Linked DNA regions of Homo sapiens: region 1 is linked to region 2. A link is a contact called in ENCODE Hi-C or POLR2A ChIA-PET data. All regions are on one chromosome and are shown on one strand. The core of a region is the stretch at or near the end of the contact, and the rest is flanking DNA. Distances in the headings are between cores, read along the strand shown. Region 1 overlaps PTPRK (protein tyrosine phosphatase receptor type K). Region 2 overlaps MTCL3 (MTCL family member 3).

Region 1 (7,212 bases), core at 1,556-4,055, 780 kb before region 2:
TGCATCACATTAAACAGAAAGGTAGGAATTCCTGATGTCTAAGTGTCTAGTCCTAAACTGATTTTCCAAAGCAACTGAGAGTTTAGTTGGTTTTGGAGACAGTGTCTGTCATTCTCTCCCTCTCCCTCCTTCTTTGCCTTGCCCCCTCCATAGCTCTGTAGTTGGGTCTAGTTTAGGGCTTACCTATATGAAAGATTAAGTAAACACTCTGTTCTTTTCTTTGGGAAGTTAGTGTTGTTTTAGTATGTGGGGAGTCGAACACTCTTTAAAATAACTCATTTCTAGAAAACAAAAAGGCCAAAAATTTAGGATAAGATAACAGATATTGAAGATCAATGATTACATATTAAGTCTGTCAGTGTGATTCTCTTGAGATAAAAAATCCTTTTTTAAGAGAGTATAGTGCATAATATATTTTTGCTTCTATGAACTTATTTGGTTTCAATAATTTAATATTGAGGCTGTCTCACATTTTAAACCTAGGGAGAAAACAGGTTGGAAACTACATAAAATTGGTGTATCAACAGTTTTGAGTTGCAGTTTAACTTTCACTATGCTGCTTAATTTGTCATCCATAAAATTGGGATGAATCCAAACCTGGAAAGTAATATTTGACTGTAATACCAAGCCATACAGCATTGCCTGATCCACATAAAGCACACTTGATCAGTTTTGTCATTTGCACATGTGGAGAGTTTTCTCAGGCTGAGTAACTCCTGGTATTGGATTCTAGGCATAATCATGTCATTCTTGCTTGTTGGTGCCATGAAATAATTAGCCCACCATGTAAGGGCCCAACTTGATGCTGTGCTTAAGAGTAGAGCCTATATTCTTGATTCTTGTGGAATTTGTGTCTTATATGAAAGTTTGCTTGACCCACCAGTTGCTTCTTTTTGCTTTTAACTGTTAATATAGCTCCAAAAGCTATTGCCCAAATTTGTCAAAATTCATATTTAAAAGTTCTGCTGTTCAATGAGCTAGTCACTAGCCAGATGCAATTATTAAAATTAAAATTAAAAATGTATTTATTCATTTGCACTATCCACATTTTAAGTGCTTGATGCCTGCAGGTGGCTGGTTAGTGGCTACTATGTAGACAGATACAGAACATTTTTCTTGTGGCAGACAATTTTGCTGGACAGTTTTGCTCTAGACTGAAGCTCTGCACACAGTACTTCCCCTGTAATAACTATAGACATCTGGCTAGTTTTTACTGTGTTACAAACATTTTGCTAATTCAAGTTTGGAGACAATGGATTTCATAAAGAAATTATAATAAAATATACCTGTCAATGTACAATGTAGTGTTTCACCATATTATGTAATAAAATATCTTAAGTGCTAGTTTGGAAAATTTGCTGTTTTTTGTTATAGTGTTTTTAACATCTTTTGCCCTCTAGAACATTATTCTCAAATTTTAAATCCATATAACTATTGAAAAATCTGTATAAGTATTGATTTCTGCTTTTACATCTTTAATCATATGAACCAAAAGAAATACAACAATGAATCATCTAATATGTTTGAACAAAAATTGATGGGTTTTTCTTTTTTGAAAGTTTTATTTGGAGCACTGAGCTTGGAATATAAAATAAATAAAGACAACATGGAATTTAAATTTGGATGGGTAAAATAGAAAATGAAGTTTAGAGGCTTGATAGATTGACAGATCAAGAGGGGTAAAACAGAAACTATTGCTATATAAGCTCAGGATGAAATACTAAGTAGAGACCTCAGCCTATACATAAAAAGAGATGGAAAAACTAAGAAAATGCATGTTTGTTTTGCAATTTAAATTTTTATTTTCAGATCTTAGAGGACAACTATATCATTAAATGTTAAGCTTGCTAAAGCAGTATTTTTTAGGTGTCTTTAAAGTAACTTACTACAACTTCCTATATTTTTGCAGCATCTTCTAATGTACATGAAAGTTCAGTGAATGTACATGAAAGTTCAGGGACCACATGCTTAAATACTGGAGTTGAACGGAGAACTAAGCTTGTTTTGAAATAATTTTTGTTGTCCCTGCTTCCAAATTTGTTGTGGTAGTGGTTATATGAGTCTTTTATTTATTAGGAGATTAGGAAACTGCTTTCATAAATGGACATTATACAAGCATCTTCAAGAAACATGTTTCGCTTCTCCAGCTCCAATTAGAAAAGCGGTAATCTCCATCCCAGCCTTCTGGATGGCTGGCCTCTCTTCCTAACTTTCTTACCCGAATACCTCTTTATAGGAGGCTTACTACATGCCATTTGCTATGCTAGATATTGTGGGTAGCAATGATAAAGGCCATCTTCTCTATTTTATTTTTGGGCATCCTCAGGGTTAATGCCGTCATCTTTTCCTTCAACAACTGCAGTGGTCTCCTTAACATTGTCTCTGCTTCTGGATCTTGGTCTCCCACAAACCACTTCTCACAGTCATCAAAACAAACTTCTTCAGATCATAATTCAGATTATGTCACTCCTCTGCTATAAGCCTGTTCTGTTACATTTAGAATGAAATCCAATCTTTTAAAAAATAGAATAAAAAAAAATATATTTTAGGAAGCCATGTCATCAGAAGTGTAATCCAGAGAATAATATACTCTATAGGTCTAAAAAAAGATTTTCTAAATTATGCAATTATATTTTGATAAATACTTATAAATATTCAAATACAGACATCAGTAAAATGAAAAGTGAAACTCATTTCACCCATTTCATTCAATTTCTCCCCCAAGATGACTACTGTTAATTGGGTCTATATAGTTTAAGGCCTTTCCTATGAAATTACGTCCATGTTGTACGTTTGCTTTACATATGTTATGGACTGGAAAATGAAAGCAGTTGTGTGGAAGGGTTCTTATGTTACAGAAGGAAGTCACATTTTTTTAGTTTCCTTTTAACTTTCTTTAAATGAAAAGGAAAGAATGTTTTAAGTTATATCTTCAACTGCTAGAAAGGTAGTATACTTAGAATTTTTATGGCCCTTTCCTAGGGATTTATGATTTTCACATAAAAGAATGAAAATTGAACACACACTGAATTATACTTCTAAAACATACTTGAAATTTTTTGCCTCTCTCTATTCGTGTTACTTAACCAGTGCAAACTTACTGTAAGTAACGAAATCATTGAAGAAATACACAGAAAATGAAAGTAATCCATAATCTCACCTTCTGCTTTCTAGAGATGACTCCTAATATTTTGACAGGTGGCACATACATATGCATGTATGTATGTGCATATATGTACATTATATATGTGTGTGTGCATGTGCATATTAAACTTGATATTCAGTGGAATCATAATACATAATGTTTTGGTTTCCTTAATTAGGTTATTGTGAAAAGCTTTCCTCTTCATATTCTATTTTTAAGCAACCTGTCCCAATCTGACAATTTCTCACTCTTAGTTTAGTGGTTTTGAGCTGTGGCATACTGGTGTTCCCTGACAGTGGTATTGCAGGTGTTGAAAAATTTGTAGTGTGATAACCTAGCCTATAGGGTGGAGCCTGGAACTATGACAGTTGTCTTTTTACTTCAAGGTGCCACACAGTTGTTGTCATCTCCTGTTTGTTTTTCATAATATAAAAGCATTTGGGAAGCACTGCTAAAAATCCATGCTTTCCCTGTCTCCCTCCTCAAACATGGACCTCCCCACACTTCTCCCAGCTTCCCTTATTACCTCTCTGAGGCTCTTCTCCTCACAGCAGACTGATCTTTTAAAAACACATGTCAGATATCAGGAACTTAGGAATTCTACCCCATATCCTCCACTGGCTTCTCAATGGAGTCAATAAAATCCAAATCCAGTTATTGGCTAGCTCCACGTTAAATTGTCTTCTGCTCTCTGCCTCCCTCATTCAGCTTTCTGATCGTGGAATGCTCCAAGATCATTCGTATCTCAAAGTCTTTGTGCCTGTCATTCCCTCCGCCTGGAATGGCATTACCTCCATCTTCCCATTCTGGTCTCTACTCATATTTTGCCTTCTCAGAGGCTGACCTAATTACCCCGTCTCTACCCTTCTGTTCGTTAACTCCTTTGCCTCCTTGCCTTAGCACTTTGGTCACTGTTCCATATGCTTGTTTAGTGTCTTTCTTCCATACTAGCCTGTTTTCCATGAAGACATCAACTTTGTTTTATGTTTTTCATCTCTTGTACATATCAGGTGCTCGAGAAATAATTATCTAATGAAAAAGTACATATACAATGAAAAAAGTACATAGCGAAACTAACATTTTTATTCAGTATTTGTTTCCTTTATTTCATTTTCCCAGTGCCTTGGATTTTTCTGGTCAGTTATCTCTAGTGTTAGCATGAGCACTTCAGGAAGAGGTAAGGGAGAGATATTAGCCAGTTAAACCATGCATGATTACTCTGTGATATCAGTTTTATGTAACATATTTTGATCTTTTTAACATAGTCAAATGGATGTTGTAACACTTGCTTGATTTAACATTATATTTTGGTCTTTATTATAGAAATTTTAAGGAATTTCACATAATCACTATTTTCTTATAGAAGAATATAGGGACAAGCAGAATGGTGATTTTCTTAAAGGCCTTATTTCTTAAAGAGAATAAAATTTAGTTTATGTATAAAGAAAATGATTTTATTCTCAGACACTTTCCTCCCTGTGTGTATCCCCTCAAATTATCACATTTAAATAATTCTCAGTGGTCCTAATTGATTTCTGAATAAAATATATTCTGGCCATTTTTCTTTCTCCCAGGATTTATTATGAGCCATGACAATAAAGTTTAGGTCTATTTACAAATCAGAGAACCTTCATATTTTTGAGAACTGGAACTTTGAACTAGATTAGTTGAGTATATCATGTTGGTTTTTTTGGTGACACGCAGTATAGAGAAAATTAAAAATGAATTTCCATCACACCTATCTTTGAAAACTGAATTTAGCTTAAATTGAAAGGGGTGAAAAGTTGGCATTTTATTACATCATTTCACTTATCTTATAAATCTTAGAGTGAAGACAATGTTTATGACATTATTTTAAGTCTGAAATTAAATTTAAGTGAAGCCTTTCTGAGACTTATTTATTTTAAACACTTGTTATTGCATTTTGGATTAAAAAATTACATACACAAATTTGTTTTCCTGAATATATAATGTGTTTGATCTCTCCATAAATATGTATGTTAATATAGCACTAAAATCTAAATCTTTCCACATTATTGTACACGTAGGTATGCAATAAATATTTCTTGATTGGTTGACTAATATCCAAGCATATTTAGGCATACTATTACATGTTTAGGTCTTTCTGATGAGATTCCAGTTCTTGAATCTGGTTGTTGCTACCACACTGACCTTTTTAAGGTGCAAATCACATTATCCCTCATGTAGAACCCTTTAAAGGCATTACAACACCTTCAAAAATAAAATAAAATAAAATGAAAAAAGGCAGACTCCTTTTTGTGGTGTAGAAGTCCATGCAAGATAAGGTCCCAGCTTCCTATCTCCCAGGTGTCTTTTTTTTTTTTTTGGATGGAGTTTCTCTCTGTCTCCCAGGCTGGAGTGCAATGGCGTGATCTGGGCTCACCACAATCTCCGCCTCCCATGTTCAAGCAATTCTCCTGCCTCAGCCTCCCGAGTAGCTGGGATTACAGGCATGTGCCACCATGCCTGGCTAATTTTGTATTTTTAGTAGAGACGGGGTTTCTCCTTGTTGGTCAGTCTGGTCTCGAACTCCCGACCTCATGTGATCCTCCTGCCTCGGCCTCCCAAAGTTCTGGGATTACAGGCATGAGCCACTCCATCTCCCAGGTTTTAATCTCTTCTGTTCTATTCTTCCTAACTAGATGTTCTACAAAATTGCTTGTGCCAATAGCTCATTATATTTCCTCTTGTCAGTCTTTTGCAAATACACCTTATTTGGTCTGTAACGCCCTCTTTTTTTGCAGTGTTTTAAAACTGCTTGGAATCATCTTTTTTTTGAATCATTGTCCGCTTTCCCAGATAGAAAATAGTTTGCCTACAGCCGGGCATGGTTGCTTACGCCTGTAATCCCAGCACTTTGGGAGGCTGAGGCGGGCGGATCACGAGGTCAGGAGATCGAGACCATCCTGACCAACACGGTGAAACCCCGTCTCTACTAAAAATACAAAAATTAGCCAGGTGTGGTGGCATGCAACTGTAATCCCAGTTACTCGGGAGGCTGAGGCAGAAGTGCTTGAACCCGGGAGTTGGAGGTTGCAGTGAGCCAAGATCGCCACTGCACTCCAACCTGGCAACAGAACGAGACTCCATCTCAAAAAAAAAAAAAAATGAAGAACATAGTTTGCCTACTCTTTCTCTTGTTTTACATTATTGCTCTACATATGTCATAGAGGTTTACCTTCTAAAAGGTGTGGCTCTGCCTTTTATCCATCTTCGTATCCCTAGCGGCTAGAATAGTGTGTGCTCACTAAGTGCTGGGTTAATGAAGGATGTTTCAAAGGTCGCTTTCTCTGAAGTCTTGCTGTTTTCCCAGGTGGAGTAATTTTCTCTCTCCCCTGAACTCTCATAGCGTTCTAACTCTGCTTTATCACATATAACTGTGCTATAGTTATTTCCTACCATGCTTATCTCTTCTGCCACATTGTGACTCTCTTGAGGACAGGGACCAAAAATTAGGTATTTCTTTCTGTCAGATATTAGTCCAGCAAATATTAGACACTCCATAAATTTCTTCTTGTTGAATAAATACATGGCTAATTGTTCAAATTTTTAAAAATTGGTATTTTATACAGGCTTATATTTTTGTTTTAGCTGGCTATCTGATAAAGAAAACCTATGAATCTACTTACAGTTTTTTTCTTGAAAAGGAAAAAGTTCTGAAGGAAGAAAACCTATAGGATTGAAACTGTCATGTAACTTTTAGCTCAGCTTGGAGATCAGCCTAGATGAATGGTTCTCACATTTTAGCCTGCATCAGTATCACCTGCAGGAGCTCTGAAACCATGGATCGGTGGGTCCCACCCACAGAGTTTCCAAGAAGTTTCCAGGTGTTGTTGATGCTTTTGTTGCCAGGACCATGTTTTGATAACTTTTGACCTGATCTGTCTTACCAGTATTTTTCAGCCTTCAGCATCTTGATAATTTGTTCATACTTTAATGCCGATATGTGGAGTCAGTGCAAAGGTTAAACAGGTTAAATATCTCCTGATGTCTTTGGCAAAGGCCTTCTGTTTTCATAGACAACATCTAAAATCATTTGAGTGGCT
Region 2 (7,254 bases), core at 3,250-5,749:
ATATGTGATATGTCCTGTTTTAAATACTTTTCAGCTCATACAATTTTGACTCTTTAGTCTTTTTGTTGAAAAGCCTAAGACATTTTTATTTTTCCAGCTTCTTTCCATTTTATATTCCAGCTTTTTAAAGGTCTACTTTTAAAGTAGACCTTTTCAAATGGGCTTTTGTTTACCTGTTATCATTTATTGACTTTTAGTAACGCTTCCAAAACAAATCTAGGTAAGAAATAAAGCTACAGTGGCTGTTTCCTCATTGAACTGACATAGACTAAACAACTACTTTGTGTCAGGTATATTTCTAAGAGCAGGAGCTATAACAGAGACCAATTCTAGGAGCCTGCTCTTGTGGAGCTCACATTGCAGAATGAGAAAACAGACATTGAAACAAACAAATATACAAGTCAGTTGGTGAGATTAGAGGAGCTATGGGGAAAAATTAAAAAGCAGAATTAGGAAGACAAGGAATATGCAAAGGAAGAGAATGGCCGAAGGATTTGCTTTTTGATATGAAATGGCCTGGGAAGGTCTCTCTTATTAGGAACCCTGAAGAGACTATGGAAGTGGGTCATGAGAGTATATGATGGAAGAATGTTGCAGGCAGAGGAAGCCATAATCCAAAGGCCCCAAACAAGGGCATACTTGGTATGTTTGAGGAACTGCAAGGATGCCTGTGACACTAGAGCAAAGAAAGCAGTGAGGAGTGTGGTGGGAGATGAGGTTGAAGGGCTTGTTTGGGATGTGGGATTGGGGGGTGGGGTGACCACATAGAGTGGGCTGGTAGTTGACAGAACCAGCTACACATTCTAGTCACTCTGGGAGCTTTGAAAAAATGTCTGGGCCCAATCCCAAAATCTGTTTTAATTGGTCTGGGTTGAAATCTGGTCAAGTCTTTATAAAACATTACCAGAATAAATCCAGTGTGTAGTCAGGGTCTGGTATACCTTAGTAAAGCATGACTCTAACTCAGTGAGATGGGAAGCCACTGAAAGATTTTGCACAGGATGATACAGCTTGATCACCCTGGCATGTGCCTCTTCTTCACCCACATTCCCCTCTGGACCTTAAGATCATGCCTTAGTATGAAGCTTGGGATCCTGCCTCACCCTTTTAGGGAAGAGAGTGAATGTGGTCCTAAGTAAGCTCTCTGGGCACTTCACCTGTTCTGCCTCTGCCAGTCTGTCTGGGTAAGTGTCAAGGATGTAATAGAAGGAAAAGAGGAAGACTTCTAGGAACAAGAGCCCATTCTGTCCCCTTCCAAGACAAGTTGGAGACAGAGCTTCTACCTTTTTCAGTTTCCTTCCAGCAGGCAATCCCTGGGCCTCCCTCCCAGTGTTACCCTATAGTCACAGTATTTACAGATTGATTTAAGAACCAGTAAGTGGTGTATGTCACTTCTGCTGATCCCTGTGTTGAAAATATTAAAACTTCTGCACATGTGTCATATATGTAACCTAGTACCCCAAACCTTGCTGTCACGCTCTGTTACCATAAAGGATATGCTCAGAAATAATATAAGCCTGCTATCTAAATTGCACCTTTTTCTGTCGAAGTAACAGTATAATGTAGTTGTTCAGAGTGGGAACTCTGAAACTGGCTAATTTGCATCCTGGTTCTAACACTAGCTAGCTGAGCGATAAATCCATTGTGTGCTTCAGACAATGGTGTCAATAAGTCTGTTGTCAGTCTGAATGAGTAGATACATATAAAGTGCTTAGAAAAGTGCATGACACATATTTAGGGCTCAAAAGATCTAAATATTAATGTCTCTATAGTTTCCTTCTTGATTTAATTACCACACAAATGAATCTCTCTTTAATTTTATCAACAGCATAGGAGACTTCTATATGCATAATATGTCTTTTGGTAGCATGTTAGGCACATTCTTCTCTGTGGTTTAATTGCTGAAAACATAAAGATGCTACATACTAAGTGGAGTAAATTTTAATTGAGAAAAGGAAGATAATCTCAAAACATTTTTAGAAAACAAACAACCCATTTTATATCATTGCTGTGAAAAAATAATTACTGGCAAAACTCTCTAATTCCTGGCCTTCTCATGATCAAAAAAAACAGCAGCCTCTTTTGGACAAGCTGAGGCTGGGAATGTAAAGAATTAAGAAGTGGACAATAAATGTTTTCAACGTATTTATCTAGAGAACCATCTAGAGAAGTGCCTGCTTTGCCAGCAAATATGAAAATCTGAGATTTCATTGTGGCCTCCCCAACTGCTCCCCTAGCAGAGGTTACAAGATTTAGTGGATGATGGTGGGGGAGGATGACAAGGGGGGAGGTTACACAGTTTCATCCTCACAGGAAAGGGACTACTTGGACTCACATTATTTCTCTAACTTTCTGTATCCATAGAAATGTCTCATCTTTGTTTCATAGGATTCAGAAAGTTAACATAAACTTACTGGAATATGAAAATATGAAATATTTATTGAAAATGCAAATGTGATACTTACACATAGTAGCAGCCCTAAAGGCACCTGAAAGCTAATGTATCTTTATTCAAGGGGAAGGCTTTACTTCAGAGCTTTATTTGAGCTTAACACTCCACCTGAGTGATATTTAAATAAAAGCAAAATAGAAAATGCCTCTTAGGAAAGAATGCCCTAATTTCAGCATTGCTCTTATATTAATTTAGAGGTCTCATTTTAACATTGCCCACAGGATAAAGTCTAAATTTCTCAGCTGCACAAGCTGACCTCAATCTTTTCTGCATCTTCTTTTACCCCATCTCTACAGTGGCCCTACCTCCATCACTTCTTTTCAGGAGTTAGTGCATCTGAAAGGCAAACTCATTCCTCTATATCTTTACTCCTACAACAGTTTGTTCAGTTTTATTTCTGTTGAAATTTTGCATATCCTTCAAAAGTCAGTTCTCTTGAATGATTTTCTCTGATTCCCCAGATCTGGAATTAGAGCTTCTTCCTTTGCCCTCTCAGTCCCTTTTTGTTCATTTATTGCCCTGAGTTAGTTCTGCCCACTGTTTTTGCTAATTGCATCCTTTTTATCATTATAAACAGTTAGCTCTTTGGGGAAAGAGTACAATATTTCTTAGTCACATGTGTTTGGCATATATACAGTACCACATATAGACCAGAAACTAAATACCTATGAAATGAATGAAACACAAAGACCAAAAAACATTTCCAGAACTAGAACATACTTTCCCTTGAAACCCCTGCATGTAACATCTTTATCTCACAGCGATTTGTACTGCCACCCTTGTGTCTTTGTATATCTCTATGACAGTCTAATTATGACATTTCTTGCTCAATAGGAGCATTTAGTGCTCCAAGTTGACCCTAGGACAATAATTTGACCTGAATAAGATAAAATTCAATCTTTATTCAATGTCCTTCAAGATCTGACTTATGCCACCAGCAAATCTCATGTCACTCCTCTCCTCTCACTCTGTAACACCCATATGGAATTTCTGTCCCAGAAATGGTTTTTCTATGTGGAATGCCTTTTTTTTTCCCTTTTCCTCCTCTTCATCTTCCATTGGCTAACTACTCATGCACCAGATTCTAGATAAGATGCTACTCATTTTGGAAATTATCCCTAGCTCCCCACACCATCTCTAGCCCTAGATTAGATAAAGTCTTTCTCCTTAGTGATCTAATAGCTAACAGTTAGATATGAGAAAGACTTGGGTCAAGGTCTGAAGTTATTGTTACCAACTAGTAACTTTAGACATTTGCAAACTTTAGCTTATTAAATCATAGATCACTGGGCCTCATCCTCAGAGTTTCTGAATCAGTGGTTCTGGGATGAATCTCAAGAATTTGCTTTTCCAACAGCTTTCTGGGTGACACTGATGATGCTGTTCTGAGGAGCACAGAGATAACTGATGCTTTTGATAATTTATTCATCTACTTCTGTTACCCCTGTAAACTTTAGTTTCAGCACCTGCAAAGTGAGGCTAAAAGGAGTGTTTAAAAATTAGCTGAGATAATGTATGTGAAGGGGTTGACATGAATTAGGGCTCAATGACAGTTAATATTGTTCTTGTATTATCATTGCTTTCATAACACTGTGTTGAATTCCAGACTGAACAGATCATGCCAAGTAAGCTGAGAACCCCCAAAAGAGCAAAGATCACATTGGTTTCATTATTATTGTGTCACAGGTATGTTATGAAGTGCATTGGTAGTCACTAAATAAACACATAATTGAGTGAATTCAAATACAAGCATTCAATAAGTATTTAGTGAAACAAATTCAACGCTTCTTGTAGGCAGCCCCTACCTAGAATGTTCCAGGTTTCTTAGTTTAGCTCACTTTATTCTTGGTATTCTTGGGACTGTTTTGTTGATTACTTCCTAAATTACTTTTTGGTTATGGTGAGTCAGTCCCCAAGCTTTCCTTTCTAAGAAGATTATACAAGCAACAGAAAGAACTTCTTCCTGTAAAGAACTAGAAATGAATAACCACGTGGGCTATTCATTTGTCTGTGTAGTTTCAGTTTCATACTGAATGAAAGCAGTTGCACCAAAGTATTCCCCTGCCTTCTGTGCTTGAACGTATGCCTTTACTTAACAGTGGATATGGGTTAGAAATTAACATGTGAAGAATTTAATTTTCATTTCTTTGCGAATTTATGAAGACTCCTGTTTGGAAAAGGCTTCCCTATTTTTACTGTCAGTCTATACCCCTGTCCTTCTCTTTGACCTCAGAACCTCGATTTGGTATTCATATATCATTAGTTCAGCAAGTATTTTTTTCACCACCTGCCATGTGGCAAGCACTATTTTTATGGTGGTGATGCCACACTAAATCAAAACCCCTGCTTCACAGAACCTAAAGCATAGCATTTATCAATTTGCACTGTAATTGTTTGCTTCTCTGTCTCCTCCCCTGCTAAGTTTCAGCTTCCTGATGGTAGATGCAGTATCTAATCAAACTTTGAGTCTCCCCCTCAATGTGTAGTATATGGTAGACAGTCATACATACGGATAATTATTGTTTACATACAGAGACCCTTCTTCTTATATTGGTGTGAGAAATGGAACTGAGCACCAGAGATCATATTACGCTTGTCCTTGAAACAGTTTGGCACTAGCTGTGTATTCTTTGACTTCCAAAGTGTTAGTTTGAATTTTAATTAGGATCAGCCAGTAAAATGTGGGAGATTTTACATAAGAATCCAGATTCCCAGCTTCTCTTGTAAAAGCCCACATTCCTGTATCACACAATGAGCTGAAGCTGTGGCTGGTCCACCTGTTTCTTGAGATGGGGCATGCCTTCTCCATTTCACTACAACCCCTACCATGCCCTATCATTTTGCACGTGTCGAGGAGGAGCAAGGGGGTGATGTGTGGTGAGGGGAGAATGAAGTGCTTCCGATTCTACATAAATTCACTGAAAGTGTGTGTTCATAAGCTTATAGCAACCTAACTCCCAACATTGGAAATAATAACTTACTTTTTTTCCTTCAGTGATGTGGAATGCTAACAAGCATTTGTTTACATTTGAACTATATATCATATTGAGTCAACAATCAATTTTGTCTGTTGTTTTTCTGCATTTTCACAGTAGGTTTCCTGTATTTCTCAAATTAAATAATTGCCAGCTACATTCTACTGTGATGTGTATCCTAGTCCAAAGTAAAAATATATCTAAATCTATCTGGTTTAGGATTTTTTTTCCTCCTTTTATGATTATTGAACTAACTCTTTTTATTTGTCTTGGTTTTGTCGTTTGAGACTAGAATACTTAAAAACATAAAATTGAATTAAAATTATAGTTTATCCAACTAAATATATTCATGCTTTGTTTCAGTTATCCTTAAAAAGAAGAGGAAGCAAAGATTTGCCAAAATCTGAAAAAAAGGCTCAACAGACTCCCACAGAGGTATGTGGAAATAAAATTTCAACTAGTACACCAAGTACCTCTAAGTGTATATAATCACAAACTACATTTATAAATAGATATAATGGCCAGATAAACTTATGCAAAACAAAGTCAAATTTGCATATCAATTATGTAGCTGTAGATACAGGTAGTATAAATCAGAATATTTACTTATAAAGCCAACCATAACATCCCTATTATAATTGCTTTACATTGTAAGCACACAGAAAAATGTCATTCGTATTTTATACGCTGCTATATTTGAGAACTATACTCATGATGCTAATCTTGTCCTTTTATAATTAATAAGGTCAATAGAAAGGCTGTTCCTATAGTGTCAGGAGAAAGTAAAGAAAGGAATGTTGCAGAGGGAAGTCAGAAAGGAGAGAAAGGCTCATTATATCTTTAGAGAGCCCTGGAATGAAGTAATTCTCCATACCAGTGATTGGAGAAGCAAAAGAAAGGAGACAAAAGAATAAAAATGAAAGTTGAAAGATGTACTCAACATGGGTTTGTTAAAAACCTTAGAAGCACAGCCACAGTAAAGACTAGCTTTGCTTTCAAGGTAAAAAGAGGTGCCAATGGTTGTAATGAAGAAGATTTTAAAATGGAAGAGGAAACATTTGGGATAAAAATGACACTATTGTTAAGGAAGGGGATCCCAATCCAGACCCCAAGAGAGGGTTCTCGGATCTCGTGCAAGAAAAAATTCAGGGCGAGCCCATAGAGTAAAGTGAAAGCAAGTTTATTAGGAAAGTAAAGGAATAAAAGAATGGCTACTCCATAAGCAGAGCAGCCCTGAGGGCTGCTGGTTACCCATTTTATGGTTATTTCTTGATATGCTAAACAAGGGGTGGATTATTCATGCCTCCCCTTTTTAGACCATATAGAGTAACTTCCTGATGTTGTCATGGCATTTGTAAACTGTCATGGCACTGGTGGGATTGTAGCAGTGAAGACGACCAGAGGTCATTCCCGGTTTTGGTGAGTTTTAGCTGGCTTTTTTACTGGAATGCGTTTCATCAGCAAGGTCTTTATGACCTGTATCTTGTGCCAACCTCTTATCTCATCCTGTGACTCAGAATCCTTAACCATCTGGGAATGCAGCCCAGTGGGTTTCAGCCTCATTTTACCCAGCTCCTATTCAAGATGTAGTTGTTCTGGGTCACACGCCTCTGACATTATAACTCTCCAAAAGCACTTGGCTAGATATTAACCTTTAAACTATGTCAGTTGGAATCTATGGTACTGTAGTATACTTTTGTGATTACAAGGTTTTTTTCACATTAGATAGATAATTTAACTAAAGTGATTTTAAATATTCAAAATTTGAAAAAGTTGATCTCAGACATTTTTTAAAGCATAACATATTAACTATATATTATTTTCCTT

Evidence for each region. A loop is a pair of places that touch in the nucleus more often than their neighbours do. ChIA-PET counts read pairs that join two places held with the same protein, here RNA polymerase II (POLR2A). Pooled maps may share reads with other maps.
Region 1: a loop to region 2 is called in a pooled map, with 8 times the contacts of the local background. The contact joins two enhancer-like sites. A Hi-C loop is called at or near these places in 1 of 37 single-sample maps with no recorded cell type and 6 of 50 pooled maps. POLR2A ChIA-PET finds 5 or more read pairs at or near these places in 1 of 52 experiments (OCI-LY7).

Annotation. Positions count from the first base shown.
Region 1 is chr6:128,255,509-128,262,720 of GRCh38, reverse strand. The region is part of intron 3 of PTPRK (protein tyrosine phosphatase receptor type K); the gene reads left to right. Among named protein-coding and RNA genes, the nearest start is that of PTPRK-AS1, 230 kb to the right of the region's middle. Within about 2 kb of position 2,805, at least 2 of the 41 ENCODE cell types and tissues checked have a DNase peak (open chromatin) inside an H3K27ac peak, as active enhancers do.
Region 2 is chr6:127,481,521-127,488,774 of GRCh38, reverse strand. It overlaps MTCL3 (MTCL family member 3), which reads left to right. Exons shown (of 7, transcript NM_001400265.1): 5 at 5,791-5,862. SOGA3-KIAA0408 (SOGA3-KIAA0408 readthrough) reads left to right here. Exons shown (of 13, transcript NR_174482.1): 5 at 5,791-5,862. Among named protein-coding and RNA genes, the nearest start is that of KIAA0408, 26 kb to the right of the region's middle. RefSeq lists enhancers at 4,342-4,471, 6,384-7,254. Within about 2 kb of position 4,499, at least 4 of the 41 ENCODE cell types and tissues checked have a DNase peak (open chromatin) inside an H3K27ac peak, as active enhancers do.